Linked DNA regions of Mus musculus: region 1 is linked to region 2. The links are chromatin loops, found by intact Hi-C in ENCODE. Cell type or tissue: left cerebral cortex. All regions are shown on one strand.

Region 1 (8,000 bases), 160 kb after region 2:
TGCTCTCTGTAGCCTGCTGCTCCTGCTGCTGCTGCTGCTACAGGTCCCTGATAGCCTCAGTCTTGTCCCCCAGCCCAGAGGTAAGGGGACCATGGATGCTGGGGACATTGGATCTGTGACCCTTGACAAATGGCCTGGGGGGGCTGAGCACAGAGACAGATGGAGGCTAAATGGGAATCAGGGTTTGGAGGGTGTCGGCTCAGGGAGGGCAGTGGAGATAATGGTATTAGTGAAGGCCACCAGGACAGGTGATCCTCAGGGCCACCATGCTGCAGGGACCAGAAGCCCCCACAAGAGCCAGCCGGAGTCAGGAGCGGCACCAGGCCCAGGGCTCTGTGAGCGCAGCGCAGGAGACCAGGTGTCTGGTCAGTTTCCACAGCCCTTTCCAGGGCTGGGCTCTGGCAGCCCCGAGATGCTCAGCAACTGAGGTGGAGAAGGAGGACCTGTCTCAGTCTGTGCCATGAGATAGCCCCAGAGCCACAAGGGGTCAGGTTCAGAGTCGTGGATATGGTCAACTCTGCCTTTGGATCCCACTTCTCCATTTGGAGGCTGAGCAGGCAGGAAACATCTGTCACCGTAGATACAGAACACGTTTAAGGTCTCCCGAGAAACTCAGATGCCAGGGCTTTGAGGCACATCTTTCCTTTTCTGATCCTTTGTGCCCAACAGGGAATGGACTTGTTCCTATGTGGCATGGGCTGGGCAGGGCAGCCTGTCCCAGAGCCCAGCTCTGCTATAGGAAGGGACATCCACCCTCAGCTTAGTCTCCCTTTGTATGAATGGGAAATGAGGTTCAAAACTGTGCTACCCCCTGCCCTGGGCCACAGAGCAGCCAAGCCAGGGTCTGAGCCCAGGCCTGTCCCATCCATTGCTGGCGCCTCCCAGTCACTGGTGCTGCCTTGCTGGAGATCTGGAGGAACGTTGTTTCTAGGGTCAGGGTGTCTTGGGGCCCACTTGGCAAAACAAGGGTGACAATGTGGCATCAGGAATTTCTGCTTCTTTCCTGTCCCGGGAGGGAAGTGACTTCAAATTTGCTGATGAAGAGACAGTGGGTAGGTACCCTGATGGCCCTTAAGGAAGTGCCAGCCTTAGTTCCTCAGTGTACCCCTGGCTAACATTCTGCCAGCAAGTCAGGCTAGTCTCTACATGCCTTTGTTTGTTCTTAGAGGTTCCTGCAAAGAGGTGCAGAGAAGAAGTATGTGGTCTAAGACCAGAGGGGTCTTCCGCCTTCCTCCCCACGGGCTGAGCCGAATGCCCGAGACTATACACTGAGCTGAGACCTAAATCACTGAGACCCACCCTCGGCTGTCTGGAGCCCAAGGCAAAACTCTTCTGATATCTGCCCTTACTCTCTATCTCCCTGCACTGCCCCCTCCTAGGGCACCTCTGCCGGACACGACCCACGGACCTGGTGTTTGTTGTCGATAGCTCTCGAAGTGTGAGACCCGTGGAGTTTGAGAAGGTGAAGGTATTCCTGTCTCAGGTCATTGAGTCACTGGATGTGGGGCCCAATGCCACGAGGGTGGGCTTGGTCAACTACGCCAGCACTGTGAAACCAGAGTTCCCGCTCCGGGCCCATGGCTCCAAGGCCTCGCTGCTGCAAGCTGTGCGCCGCATCCAGCCGCTGTCCACGGGTACCATGACTGGCCTGGCTCTGCAATTCGCCATCACCAAGGCCTTGAGTGATGCTGAGGGTGGACGCGCCAGATCCCCCGACATCAGCAAGGTATGGAGCACGGGATGGTTGGAGCCTGGGATGAAGCCATAGGGTCCTCCTGGCCTCTCTGTTCAGAGCAGCTGTTTTAGGAACGAGAGAGTCATTTGCAAACATTACTCTGTAGAAGTGGCGGTGGTAGGGTTGAGATCTTCCCTCGAGCAGAGAGAGGCGGGCCAGGTGCTTATGCTAATACTGGCCACCGAGAGAAGTGCTATTCTTAAGCACAGAGCCTCAATTTCCCCACCTATGAAGTGGAGCACTGATAGCCTCTCTTGCAGCTTAGCTCAGCAGGGTGCCTGGCACCCAGCATGCACCAGTGTACTTTGCCAGCCTGTGCTTGGGAAGGCAAGATAGTCCCCTGAGTCACCACGGAGGGCTCCAGGGGCATGCTGAACAGCCAGTGTCTTTTCTCTGAGGCCATCTCAGCTCTTGTTGGCCTGGGAAGTCACCGTTTACCTGCCCCAGACCCTGGTCCAGGGGATCACCCCTTCCTTACGCCCTTCCGCACCCGACTTTCTAGCATATTGTAGACTATCGCCAGAGCCGAGAGTGCCATGTTACATATGGGGAAACCAGGGTAGAGAAATCGTCAACAACTTGCCCAAATTCTCCGTGGCAGAAATGTTCAGTGACACAGGAACCCAGCCCTGCCTAGCCACCAGAGAAGTGAGACCAGATAGATAGCTGCTGATCTGATCTGTGGGTGCTGCTCAAATGATTTAGCATGAGGTCCGGGGGTTGGAGCTGATGGCCTTGTTTGTTTAGAGGATGGAATAGCTCCAGGGGATGCTGATGAAGAGAGATGGTGATAACGCACACATCTCTAGAGCAAACTGTTTCCCCTAGATCAGACTAGTGGCCTGAGCCGGCAGGCAAGGACCGGAGTTGACAGGGAGGCTGCTGGGAGCGGGCACCTTCTGGAGTCTCAAGGTGGGGCTATAGCTCAGAGACCGCAGCGGGCTGTGTTGAGTGTGACAGCTCAGAGTCGGAGCTAGGTTTCACCCCAGGTCCCTGGAGGGAGGAATGTGCTTCTCAGGGGACGATGTGCTGTGTTCTAAAATAACAGCAGACCCCTTGGGGCTCCTGCTGGTGAGTCATTTCAATCACCCTGGCCTCACGCCTTTTCACAGAGGCAAAGAGGGTCCCAAGGCAGGAGCCCCACTTCTGGCCCAGACCTGCTCTATTTTACAGCCAGGCACCAGGGCACAGGGCATGGGCCTGTGGGAGAGGGGCAATCGGCAGTCCTTTCTTCTCTGAAAGGGGTAGGCGTCATCCTAGGTAGTAAAGGAGGACAAAAGGACATTTTCTTTCAGTTATTTGGCTCTCTGGGTTTGGGATGTTGACCCTTTTATGGGTCCAAGGCGCCCACCCTTATTTGTATGCCTCGGGTTCCCTCTGGTGGTCATTATGCAGAACTACACTTCACGGGTTTAGTTTCTTGTCTGGGCGATTTTCACCCACGCTGACCACGGGGTTCTCAGGGAGATCAGAGGCCATCGTTTCAGCAGCTCGAGGCCCCAGAAAGCTTGAGTGTGAGTAAGGCACATAGCCCTGTTTGCAGAGCTCCTGTTTGCAGAGTCTAAGGAGGTGAGACGCCAGAACCTGCCTGATGGAGAAGATCCATCTGTCTTAGTCAGGGTTTCTATTCCTGCACAGACATCATGACCAAGAAACAAGTTGGGGAGGAAAGGGTTTATTCGGCTTACACTTCCATGCTGCTGTTCATCACCAAAGGAAGTCAGGACTGGAACTCAAACAGGTCAGGGAGCAGGAGCTGATGCAGAGGCCATGGAGGGATGTTCTTTACTGGCTTGCTTCCCCTGGCTTGCTCAGCCTGCTCTCTTATAGAATCCAAGACTACCAGCCCAGAGATGGCACCACCCACAAGGGGCCTTTCCCCCTTGATCACTAATTGAGAAAATGCCTTACAGTTGGATCTCATGGAGGCATTTCCTCAACTGAAGCTCCTTTCTCTGTGATAACTCCAGCTGTGTCAAGTTGACACAAAACTAGCCAGTACAATTGACCCCTTGTCAACTTGACACACAAAAACATCACTAGTAAGCCTCAACCCTTACAATCTTATTCATCCTCAAGATCTAAATAACTTTAAAAGTCCCACAGTCTTTACATATTCTTAAATTTTCAATCTCTTTAAAATATCTATCTCTTTTAAAATCCAAAGTCTTTTTACAATTAAAAGTCTCTTAACTGTGGGATCCACTAAAACAGTTTCTTCCTCCAAGAGGGAAAATATCAGGGCACAGTCACAATCAAAAGCAAAAGTCAATCTCCAACCGTCCAATGTCTGGGATCCAACTCACGATCTTCTGGGCTCCTCCAAGGGCTTAGGTCACTTCTCCAGCCATGCCCTTTGTAGCACACGCATCATCCTCTAGGCTCCAGATGCCTGTACCCCACTGCTGCTGCTGCTCTTGGTGGTCATCTCATGGTACTGGCATCTCCAAAACACTGCATGACCCCTTCAGATCTGGGCCTTCAATTGCAACTGAGGCCGCACCTTCACCAATGGCCTTCCATGGCCTCTCACAGTACCGAGCCTCAGCTGCTTTGCGTGACCCCTTCATGCCTTCAAAACCAGTACCACCTGGGTGACCCTTACATATTACCAAGTCCCACTGCAGCAGGAGTACAACCTTGGCCATCCCTGGAACACAGCCTCTTTGTGCTTTCAGAAAACACCTCCCAGAAGATGTCATCTCAATGATGCTGGTCTCTTCTTAATCACCGCTAATTTCTTAGCTCCAGCTAACCAGCATCAATAGTCCCAGTAATGCAAAGTTTTTGCTTTGGTAGTTCTGGTGTCTTGTTAATCACAGCTGATTCCTCAGCCCCAGCTAACCAGAACTACAGAATCTTCACAATCAAAACAGCAATGGCCCTGAAAAGAGTCTTTAATTTTCCCTCTAAAATTTCACAAATCAGACCTCCATCTTCTGCAGTGTTCTCAACATTATCTTCCAAGCTCCTACACAACATCCGACAGAGCTCTTAACAACGAATGGATCTTCAAGCCCAAAGTTCCAAAGTCCTTCCACAGTCCTCCCCAAAACATGGTCAGGTTGTCACAGGAATACCCCACTCTGCTGGTACCAATTAGTCAGGGTTTCTATTCCTGCACAAACATCATGACCAAGAAACAAGTTGGGGAGGAAAGGGTTTATTCGGCTTACACTTCCATACTGCTGTTCATCACCAAAGGAAGTCAGATCTGGAACTCAAGCAGGTCAGGGAGCAGGAGCTGATGCAGAGGCCATGGAGGGATGTTCTTTACTGGCTTGCCTCCCCTAGCTTGCTCAGCCTGCTCTCTTATAGAATCCAAGACTACCAGCCCAGAGATGGCACCACCCACAAGGGGCCTTTCCCCCTTGATCACTAATTGAGAAAATGCCTTACAGTTGGATCTCATGGAGGCATTTCCTCAACTGAAGTTCCTTTCTCTGTGATAACTCCAGCTGTGTCAAGTTGACACAAAACTAGCCAGTACAGCCTCAGAGACCAGAGTTGGGAGACATCTTAGCCCTCAACTCCCTCTGTCAGAAGAAGCCGATAGTCTCCCTGGCTCCTGGGATCTATTTCCTGGTGTGTGTGTGTGTGTGTGTGTGTGTGTGTGTGTGTGTGTTCTGGCTTCCACCAGCCCGGTGCCCATGAGCGAATTGCGGTGCCTCTTAGACTTCCGGCTTCTCTCTCAGCAGTCCTGACGGCTTGCTGGAGCTGATTTTCACATGCCCCCACCCTCACGTGCAGGTTGTCATCGTGGTGACTGATGGGAGGCCCCAGGACAGCGTGCGGGACGTGTCTGAGCGCGCGAGGGCCAGTGGCATTGAGCTGTTCGCCATCGGCGTGGGCCGCGTGGACAAGGCTACGCTGCGACAGATCGCTAGCGAGCCGCAGGACGAGCACGTGGATTACGTGGAGAGCTACAATGTCATCGAGAAGCTGGCCAAGAAGTTCCAAGAGGCCTTCTGCGGTTCGAGACCAGGAGGGGCGGAGCCGAGAGGCCTGGGGGCGGGGCTTAGACAAAGGGGTTGGCCCTGGGCTTGACTAATTCTGAGAATCTGTGGCACCAATCTCAGAGCCTAGTTGGGGATGGTGGTGTTGGGGTGAAGAAGGGATGGAGACAGAGAATAAGCGTGGGAGGGCGGGTCTGGAGGCGGAGCATTGCAGGAGTGGCAGGGTGGGCTTTGGGTGGGACTAGTCTTCGTGGTGGGACTGGGTCAGGGTGACAGGCTAGGGACTGGTGAGATCAGAGAGCCAGGTCATTTAGTGGGTGTCTGTTAGCATCAGTATCAGGGGTGAAGCCGAGGGTTAAGGCCTCCATGACTTAGGAGTGGGACCCAGAACAGGCTGAGGTACAGTAGCGAACCCAGACTGGACCAATAATATGGGGTACCAGATTCTAGAAGGTCCCCAGCCTGCAGTCCAAGAGTCTTAGATGACACTGCAGGCACCAGGGAGGGATGCCTTAAAAATAAAACATCCAAACAACCACAGCCTACCTGCTAGGTCTTGGCACCGAAGGCTTCTAGGACACGAGAGGGTTGAGGGACCTGGGAAGGTTTGGAGTCCTTGGTAGAGGGAAGATGGGTCTTTGTGTGAAGATTTCTTAGGCATGTTGACTGGTCAGAAGATGCAGGGTTGGACCAGAGGTGAAGCTGGGGTCCATTCTGTCCCATGTGTGTAATGTGGCTCAGAGCGTGTTCCTTACTTCAAGGATTGAGCAGGTGTGGAAAGGCAAGATATGGCACTAGCTTCCAGCATGCCACAGGCTTATGGAAGGAACTGTGTATGCTGTATTCATTGCTGTGCTGGTGTCTGGAGTGAACATAACAAAAAAGCGGCACTGTTCCCGTGGCCACTACCCTCTCAGGACCTTTGGTTTTATCAGCAACATTAGCCCCTTCCTTGAGTATTTTATTCCAACTATAGTGGTTCCACCCTGGGCTGAGAATGTGGGACCTGGGATCTATCCAGTTTGTGTGTGTGTTTCAGTTTCCTTGAAGGTGCAAAGGACCGATCTTCATGGTCAGAGAGAAGCATTTTGGCCAAGATGTCTGGGCATTTGTGAGTGTGATATCTGAGCCACCTCTTCTCTCCCCAGTGGTGTCCGACCTGTGTGCCACAGGGGACCATGATTGTGAGCAGCTGTGCGTTAGTTCTCCTGGCTCCTACACCTGTGCCTGCCATGAGGGCTTCACCCTGAACAGCGATGGCAAGACCTGCAATGGTGAGTGGCTGGGCACAGCTGAGCCCTGGGCTGGGGGTGGGGGCAAAGTGGGAGATGGCTGGGACTGGCTGCTGCCCAGGACACCCATCGGAGGCACCCTGCTCTTGGCTTCTGGACCAATCTACAAGGTAGACAGCTGCCTTCTGGACAGAGCCTGTTAACTGTGGAGGGTTCTCTCCTGACTCCAGACCCTCTCAATGCACTAGGTGGTGGCTGTGTCGAGGTAGTGTCATTTGCCAGATGTTTCCTGATGTTGGAAAATGGGGCCAGGAGCTCTGGCTTTGTAGAGGGAATCCGGAGATACAGAGATACAAGCTAGAATTGAGCCCAGTGCTAGCCCGTGGTTGAGTCCCCAGCCAATGGTGGCCACTGATGACCATAGTCTCAAGCTCCCTCTCCCTGTCACCGTGTCCTCCCTCCACAGTCTGCCGTGGGGGTGGAAGCGGCTCAGCCACCGACCTGGTCTTCCTCATCGACGGATCCAAGAGCGTGCGGCCTGAGAACTTTGAGCTGGTGAAGAAGTTCATCAACCAGATTGTGGACACGTTAGATGTGTCGGACAGGCTAGCCCAGGTGGGGCTGGTGCAGTACTCCAGCTCCATTCGCCAGGAGTTCCCACTCGGCCGCTTCCACACCAAGAAGGACATTAAGGCCGCGGTGCGGAACATGTCCTACATGGAGAAAGGCACCATGACTGGCGCCGCCTTGAAGTATCTCATAGATAATTCTTTCACTGTGTCCAGCGGGGCAAGGCCTGGAGCCCAGAAGGTGGGCATCGTCTTCACCGATGGCCGGAGCCAGGACTACATTAATGACGCTGCCAGGAAGGCCAAGGACCTTGGTATGTGCTGCCCTCCTCGGCTTGGGACCCCACTGATGGCCAGGGACACCCATGGGCACAGTTTTAGGTTCAGTGACTTATGATTGATGTTTTAAACCCAGATCATTTCAAATAGGGAGGTGTTTGTCAGGCCAATTCTCTCTTATATCGATGACACAACCGTGGCCCCTGATGACCAAGTGGTCCTTTTGTTG
Region 2 (8,000 bases):
ATCCGGTCCCCAGCTCAGCTATAGACTGTGTGGCAAGGTACCTATGACCTCACTTTCTACGACTCTCCTTTCTCCGTGTGAACTGGACAGATGAAGTGGCCTGGGCAGGTCGAGGCAAGCTACTTTCTCCTCTTTGGACAGGACAATTGCCATCTGAAGAGGAGTTACAATGACCAGTCACACCACACCTTCAGGAGATGGGGCCCGTTCTGGTGTGAGTTAATATAAGGTGGAAATAATAACCCGGAGTGGAGGGGCATTCTGCAGTAGGGTAGCTGTCCCCGGACTCGGAGGGGATGCAGCTTCTCTGAGTCACCTGCACTGGGGCTTTTTGAAGATACAGCTGCTTTTGAGTGGGTCACACATGCTGGGCTCGGATGGGGCTGTTCTATGGTCTGTTGAGTCCTGTCGGGGTGGAACAGGCAATTCTGTCCATCTCTCAAAGAAAAACAACAATGCTTAATCTAAGATTCTCAGATAGGGCTCCTGCCTCTGCACTAACGGAGCGTCAGGATGAAGCTCCAGGCCATGCTCCAGGCGCCTTCAGACCACTTGTCTGCCCCAGCCTCCCAGGAGATGCCACTGCTAGGAAGACCTCCTAGATTTCCCCAGGGGGAAAGCCTCATCCGGGCACCAGGCTGGGATGGGAATGGCTGTTGAAACAGTATGGCTGCGGCCTCAGGCCCCTCACTCGAACAACCCCCTTTCAAGGTTCTGTGCTACCTCAGGGTAGCTCTGGGCAGCTCAGGCTTCCCAGAGCCCATCCCACCATCTCCCTTCCCCTTCCCAGCTGCAGGTCTGGAACCCTCATGTGCCTTCCCGCAGCTCTGGCAGCTCTGGCCCAGATTCTTTGTGCTGCCAAGGGACCGGTTGGAGTCTTGGGGCTTCTACTGGTCCATCCACGGCCATCCCAGACATGAAGACTCGGACTTTTTTCTCCACATGTCCATGGACCTGAGGGACAATTGGGCACTGTGGCTACCAGCTGCTGCCCATGCTGGATTGCCACATGAGGGCAAAGGATGACCTCTGAGCCTCTCCAAGTTCTGCAAAGATAATTCTGGTTCCTCCCTGTCCTCCTAGGATCCTGTTTCAGTTCCTACACGTGTGTGTGTGTGGGGTCATTGACTCCTCAGCCTTGTTTCACCAAGCCTTTCCCAGAAGTAAATCTTGATGCTGACCTCCGTCCTGACTCTTGGGGTAAAAGAGAAGTTTGAGTAGGAGAGGGGAGGGGCTGAAAAAATGCAGGAGATGCTTGTGAGGACCCCCTGTCCCAAGGTGACCATCCAGTACTGAGGTTACACAATGGTGACGCACGCCTTTGATCTCAGCACTCAAAAGCAGAGTCAGGCAGATCTCTGTTAGCTCAAGGACAGCCTGGCCTACTGAAAGAATTTCAGCCTAGCCTGGGTTACATTGTGACACCGTCTCTATTTATTTAGTTTTACTTTTAATTAATTAATTTATTTTTTAAGGCCAGAGATGGTTGAATAGTTAAGCAAACTTGCAATGCTTTTAGAGGACCTGAATTTGGGGTCTTTGCAGTCACATCAGATCTGATGGCTACCTGTACCTCCAGAGGATCTGATGCCTTCTTCTGGCTTGCAAAGCCACCTTCGTCCAAGTCCCCTCCTCACATACTCATACCTAGACAATGTAAACTTGTTTATTTCTAAAGATCTGGGTCAAGATTCCTGGTTCAAATCCTGGCCCACACACTTCCCACCTGTGAGGCCAGAAGCGAGTTCCTGACCTCTAAGCCCTGGGGTTCTCCAACTGAAGAGTGGGGGGCCCTCAGAGCCAGCAGGTAAGGCCCTCACTGTGGGCTGGGCTCTCTCCAAGGAATTAGTCACTTGGTCCTCACAGCACTGGGTCTGGGAGGAGTCAAAGAGAGCGAGAGGGTGACTGGCTAGGGGGCATGGTGATGAGATGCCCTCTGTAATCTCAGCTTTTCCTACTCCCCAGGGGTTTTGAGGACCCATCTGCTTGACCAAACCCTTGGGAGAGGTAGATGGAGAGATAATCACTCCTGAGTCAAGTCTGGGGTGCACTGGACAGAGTGAGGTGTTGGTGACATTCCCTCCAGCTTTTTTTTTTTTTTGCTGGGGGTGGAGGCTCCAGTAGTTAGAAGACAGTTTCACAGAGGTACAAAGGACTGGGGAAAGACGCCTCAGCCAGCCCGTGGGGATCAGCTGCGTGCTAGGCTGTATCTGAGCATGTCCTTGGCATAGACTGTGGCTCCCTCAGTAACTCTTTAATTCACTCACCAAACACTTCCCAACACATCCTGGGGGTAAGAGCAGAGGCCAAGGTCCAGGTTCCCCTGGCTGGGCTTCGGTGGTAAGATGGTGGGGGTTTTGTGTGTGTGTGTGTGTGTGTGTGTACTCTTAGTTTGCTTTCTACTGCTGTGATAAAATGATCAAGAGCAAGGTGGGGAGGAAAGGGTTAACTTTGTCTTACAGCTCCCAGGTCACCCTCAGTCACTGAGGGAAGTCAGGGCAGGAGCTCAAGGCAGGAACCTGGAGGCAGGAACCGAAGGAGAGAATGTACACTTACAGACTTGTTCCCCAGGGTTTGCTCAGCCTGCTTTTCTTCCCTCCCTCCCTCCCTCCCTCCCTCCCTCCCTCCCTCCCTCCCTCCCTCTCTCCCTTCCTCCTTCCTTCCTTTCTCTCTCTCTCTTCCTCCTTTCCTCCCCCTTCTTCCTTCCTTCCTTCCTTCCTTCCTTCCTTCCTTATTTCTTTTTTATTTTTTTGAGACAAGGTTTCTCTGTGTAGCCTTACCTGTCCTGGAACTCACTCTGTAGACCAGGCAGACCTTAATAAATCAGGAGTATGTCTGCCACTGCCTCTGTCTTTTGACTAGCCAGGATTAAAGTCATGTCACTACCACCTGACTTAAATATTTTATTTATTTATTTATTTATTTATCTATTTATTTCTATGTGTAAGAGTGTTATGCCTGCCTGTATGTTTGTGCACAGCATTTGTGCCTAAGGAGGCCAGAAGAGGGCATCTGACCCACAGGGACTGGAGTTACAGGCAGTTGTGAGTTGCCTTGTGGGTGCTGGGAATTGAACCCAGGCCTTCTAGAAGAGCAGCCAGTGCTCTTAATCACTGAGCCATCTCTCTACCTCCAGCCTGCTTTCTTATACATCTGCAAAGGGATCACACCATTCACAGTGGACTGGGCTCTTCCACATTCTCAATCATTAATCAAGTAAATTCCCCCATCTGTCTATGGGCTAAGCTGATGGAAGCATTTTCTCAACTGAAGTTCCTTCTTCCCGGGTGACTCCAGCGTGTGTCATCTTAACAGCTGCCCAGTTCTTCAGCTCTGAAAAATGGGTTGGTGTCCTGTCAGAGAGAAGGGTGGAGGACAGGCGGCCTGGCTAGAGCCCTGCAGTTGTCCACTGAAAATCTGGACTTTCCCAGTTCCAGGAAAGACAGAAGGACTGGGGTGGGCGTGGTCGGGACTGTTTCTGCCTTTGGAGTCAAGAAGTCTTTGCCCGGTGACCTGCGGCTGGATGAAGGCAGTTTCTGGAGTCTGTTTGGATGAGGGTAGCACAGGGAAGGAGACATTCGTGTTCTGGGGATGTGATAAGGACACACACGGTGGTATAGGCAGGGTGACCTGTGATGTTCCAGGGACTAAATGTGCATCTCAACCCAGTCTGTGACTATACCTATAACAAGCAGCAGGTGGCGCTCCTAGCCCAAGATTCCCCACAAGGCTTCCTGCCGGGATCTCAGTAAAGGGGGTTTGCAGAATGAGGAAGGCAAGGCTGGGCCATGCTCCCTGGCAACCTGGTAGGCTCCTTTGAGCAACACTGTCAGCCTTGCTTGCCTCCCAGCATGGGCAGCTCAGTACTTTGCCCATCAGTCAGATCCAGCTGCCCCAAGGTTTTCTTTGCACCAAGTTGACATGCCACTCCTTGGGTCTCCTTCTTGATTCCAGCTAAACCTTTTTGTTTGTTTGTTTGTTTGTTTGTTTTTTTTTTTTTTTTTCAAGACGGGTTTCTCGGTATATCCCTAGCTGTCCTGAAATTCACTTTGTACACCAGACTGGCCTTGAACTCAGAAATCTGCCTGCCTCTGCCTCCCAAGTGGTGGGATTAAAGGCGTGCACCACCACCGCCCGGCCCAGCTAAACCTTTGAGAGCACCTCAGAACCAGTCCCAACCACATTGATTGAACTCCCAGTACACGAAAAGGAAGAGCTCACAAAAGCTTCCCAGCCTGTCCCCTGACCTGGTACACACAAGGCATTCAATATGTTTGTTGAATGAATAAGTGAAGCCCATATGGTCTTCATTTCCATCAGACATTGGGGAATAGGCTCAGAGAGGTGAAGTTGTACAAACAAGTACCAGAGCCCATGGTTGTCAGAACCAGGATTTGAACCCAAGCACTTGCTTAACCCAAAGCTAGAGTCCCTCAGCTCCTGGCTATGCTAGTGATAAAGCCAGTTCCTGATTCCTAGGCAGGTCAATCTTTTCATGTTGTATTCTTCAAGGCATCTTAGCTTCAAATGCCAAAACGCATCGAATGGGATTGATTTAAAAGACTCTTTGTGAGGGCCTGGGGATGTAGCTCAGTTGGTGGAGCACATGCCCTTCTGCACAAAGCTCTGGGTTCGGTTCTTAGCACAGCACAAATTGGATGTGATGGAGGTAGTAGGAATAGATGTTCAAGGTCATACTCAGCTACATCACAAGTTCAAGGTCAGCCTGAAAGTCCATCTTCCTTAAAAAAAAAGTGTCAACATTTATTTTTATCATTTTTAAAGGATTTATTTTTATTATTCGTGTGTATGTGTGCACACGCGGGCATGCGTGTCACACCTCTGCACATTAATGCAGGTGTCCTTGGAGGCTAAAGGTATTAGATCCTCTGAAGCTGGAGTCACAGGGCGTTGTGTCTAGCCTGGTGTGGGTACCGGGAACTAGTCACTTACATCTTTAAGTAGTATGCTGTATCTCTCACCAGCTCTCCCTCCCCTCTTATATTTGAAAATACAGAGACTCAGTATGTAGCCCAGGCTTTGAGATCCCTCTGCCTCAGCCTCCTAAGTCATGAGTACTGGGGTTACAGGCAGCTACTACTCAGGCTTGGCTCGTTCTCAGCGATCTGTAAGCCACAGAGTGGACGCCCCCCCCCCCCCAGGATGTCTACCGAGGTTAGCTAGGCAAGCCTTGCATACCTGTGATGCCCCAGCCTCTCACTCCCTCTGGGGAACCCATCTCACACTCTGCCTTATATGGTGCGGAGCTTCATGCTCTGGGTTTCTTTCCAAGGACACATGGCCATCAAATGGATAGTGCCGATTGCAGGGACATCAAAGGGTGTCCTGCTCAGCTCACATGCCAACTAACCAACGCCTACCCTTACCAGCCTCCCCGGAGACCCCTTAGTGCAACTGAGCCCCTGTGAATGGGAAACTGGAGACTTCACCAGCGTGTGAGCAGCAGACGCGTGCTGGTGTTCGCCATGCGTGCCTGTAGCTGACCCAAGCCCCTGCTTCCTGAACTCAGGGTGGCTAGGGGCCTGTGTCTCTCAGACAAACAGGCCAAGGAGAAGCTCAGGAGGACCAGGGGGAACCCCGAGTCGGGGTCCTCTGACACCACCCTACTGGGAGCAGAGAGACCCGGGGTGCTGTCTGGAAGAGCAGGTTCTCCCGCGGCTCGCACACGGCGTGCTTCGCGGATCCACAGTAGGGGGGCAGACGTCAACGCCCCTCGCCCCCCCCCCCCTGCGCGGGGGGAAACTGAGGCCGGGGGCGGTGTCGCGTGCCGGTGTCGCCGCGGCCCCGCCCTCCTGCTCGCCCCGCCTGCGCGGGGGGCGGCGGCGGTGGCGGCGGCGGCGGCGACGCTTCCTGCGGGCGCGGCCGCTGTGGGCGCGGAGCCGCGAGCGAGCGAACGAACGAGCGAGGCGGAGCCGGCGGCCGAGGAGCCGAGCGCAGGTCCCGCGCAGCCCGCGCCGCGAACAAAGGCCGCCATGAAGCCCGGGCCGCCGCGCCGCGGGACCGCACAGGGGCAGCGCGTGGACACCGCCACCCATGCGCCCGGGGCCCGCGGGCTGTTGCTGCCACCGCTGCTGCTGCTGCTGCTGGCCGGCCGCGCCGCGGGGGTGAGTGATGGGCCCCAAGAGGGTCCCCAGCGTGTACCCCGCGTGTCTTTGCGTGTCCCCTCGTCGCGCGTGCCGCGCTGGGTGTGTCCCGGTCTCATGGGGTCCCCTCCCCGCCGGGAAGCGTGTGCGTCCGGTATCCGCTGGGGTCGCCTTCTCCCCACCCCCACTCCATCCCAAGCTGCCTGCAGGGCCTTGGGGGCATTGGAGGAGGAGGGGGTGGGTCGATGAAGGTGACCCGCGAGGGTGAATGAGGGTGACCCTGTGTGTGTGTGTCTGCTTCTAAGAAGGGTGCGTGGGCACCTGTGGGTGTGGGCACGGGAGAGGCTCTGTCCATATGGCTGGATGGCATCCGCATCCCGCTCCACACTAGGGTGACCCATTCTGCACGCTGTGTTCCACCATGGCCAAGGCTGTGTGACTGTGGGTGAGGGGGTGTGTGCTTTGACCCATGGACCTGTGTGAAAGCACACGTATGTGTGTGCAGGTGTGTAGCGATGGTGGACCTGGCTCAGCTCCCACCCCAGAAGACATGGGTGTGTGTGCCATCAGAGGTGGGTACCAGGTGACCCCTGACTGTCCCTTTGAGAAACCGAAGTAGCTAAGGGATTGAACTTGGTTCTGGTTTCACTAGCAGAACGGGAGGAAGAGGGTCGGTCCTGCAGGTGGATGAGCCGGGTCCCTGCTCTGAGGAACCCAGCTCCCAAGTGAGTTCTGAGTTGACAGGTGTCTAAATGTGGGCTGAGTGAGCTGGGGAGTTCTAGGTCCTACCCCCATGTGGCTGACTCCAGGAGCAATGGCTGTCCCTACCCACTCAGATGACCACCAGAGCCCAGGCTGGCCGGCACGCCCCTTCTCTCCTAAGCAAGGTGGCCAGATTGTAGGGAGGCAGGCAAGACTCTGAGCTGCCCTGACAACTGTTAGCTTTGGGGAGGGGACCCCAAGATAGTACCTGGTGGTCGGTTCATGCCTTGCCCTTTTTTTCTTTTCTTTTCTTTTCTTTTCTTTTCTTTTCTTTTCTTCTTCTTCTCTCTCTCTCTCTTCTTCTTCTTCTTCTTCTTCTTCTTCTTCTTCTTCTTCTTCTTCTTCTTCTTCTTCTTCTCCTTCTTCTTCTTCTTCTTCTTCTTCTTCTTCTTCTTCTTCTTCTTCTTCTTCTTCTTCTTCTTCTTCTTCTTCTTCTTCTTCTTCTTCTTCTTCTTTTTCCTTTTTTTCCTGATGGGGTGAGGGGAGAGGTTCCTGAGCAAAAGGCAGCACTACCCACACTGGCAGTGGGAACTGCTTTTCAGCAGCATTATAGAAAATTACCCTTGACATCAAAGATCTGGTTTCAAAGTCCAGTGAAGACCACCACCCAATCACAGTGAGGTCTTGAGCCAGCCTGGCCACTCCTCTGAGTCCCAGCTTTCCTCTCTGCAAAGACGGACTAAGGGTGCCCTCCGGGGAGGCAGAGTGGACACAGAGGCACCTTTGAAGGCATTTTGGTGTTGAGTACAAAGGGCTCAGGACAAATGGCTTCACTGGAGCTACTGTCCCTAGGAAGGAATAATACACATTCTACCCGTAGTGAAAGGATTCAGGGAGATTTTTGAGGACTCAGCACATAGTAGGGCTTCAACCAGGTAGGTGTGAGGGCAAAGTGGAGCTGGCATGATTGAGACTGATGCTGAGTGGCATGCCCAGATGGTGACCTGGCTGAGCGAGGGGAGAGATTGTGGTAGGGATGGGTCTCAAGAGGTATTCTCTCTGCAAGCATGCTGTCCTCCCAGGGAGGGGCTGGGACTGTAGAGGAAGGACTCTCTGCACTGTTACCTGGCCTGGAAAGCTAAGGGTTAAAGGATGCTTCTCAGTGAGGGCTGAGGCTAGATCAGAAGCCCAGGT

The links. Hi-C counts contacts between places; a loop is a spot of excess contacts. Peaks named below come from ENCODE experiments on the same cell type or tissue, not always from the same donor. Only the 100,000 strongest peaks of a DNase experiment are listed, where the experiment ranks them.
Region 1: a loop joins it to region 2, with 10 times the contacts of the local background. A loop is called at or near these places in 39 of 42 quality-filtered maps.

Annotation. Positions count from the first base shown.
Region 1 is chr4:130,944,450-130,952,449 of GRCm38, forward strand. It overlaps Matn1 (matrilin 1, cartilage matrix protein), which reads left to right. Exons shown (of 8, transcript NM_010769.2): 1 at 1-80; 2 at 1,380-1,726; 3 at 5,486-5,708; 4 at 6,840-6,965; 5 at 7,390-7,806. Among named protein-coding and RNA genes, the nearest start is that of Matn1, 4.1 kb to the left of the region's middle. In left cerebral cortex, a CTCF peak has its summit at 3,120 (motif pointing left); a DNase peak (open chromatin) is centred at 3,097.
Region 2 is chr4:130,786,678-130,794,677 of GRCm38, forward strand. It overlaps Sdc3 (syndecan 3), which reads left to right and starts at 5,860. Exons shown (of 5, transcript NM_011520.3): 1 at 5,860-6,125. The coding sequence starts at 5,994. It overlaps Gm12972 (a long non-coding RNA gene), which reads left to right. Exons shown (of 4, transcript XR_001784548.2): 3 at 142-214; 4 at 791-1,326. In left cerebral cortex, CTCF peaks have their summits at 3,062 and 3,699 (motif pointing right); DNase peaks (open chromatin) are centred at 3,703, 5,485, 5,990 and 6,360; H3K4me3 peaks cover 2,493 bases; H3K27ac peaks cover 1,291 bases.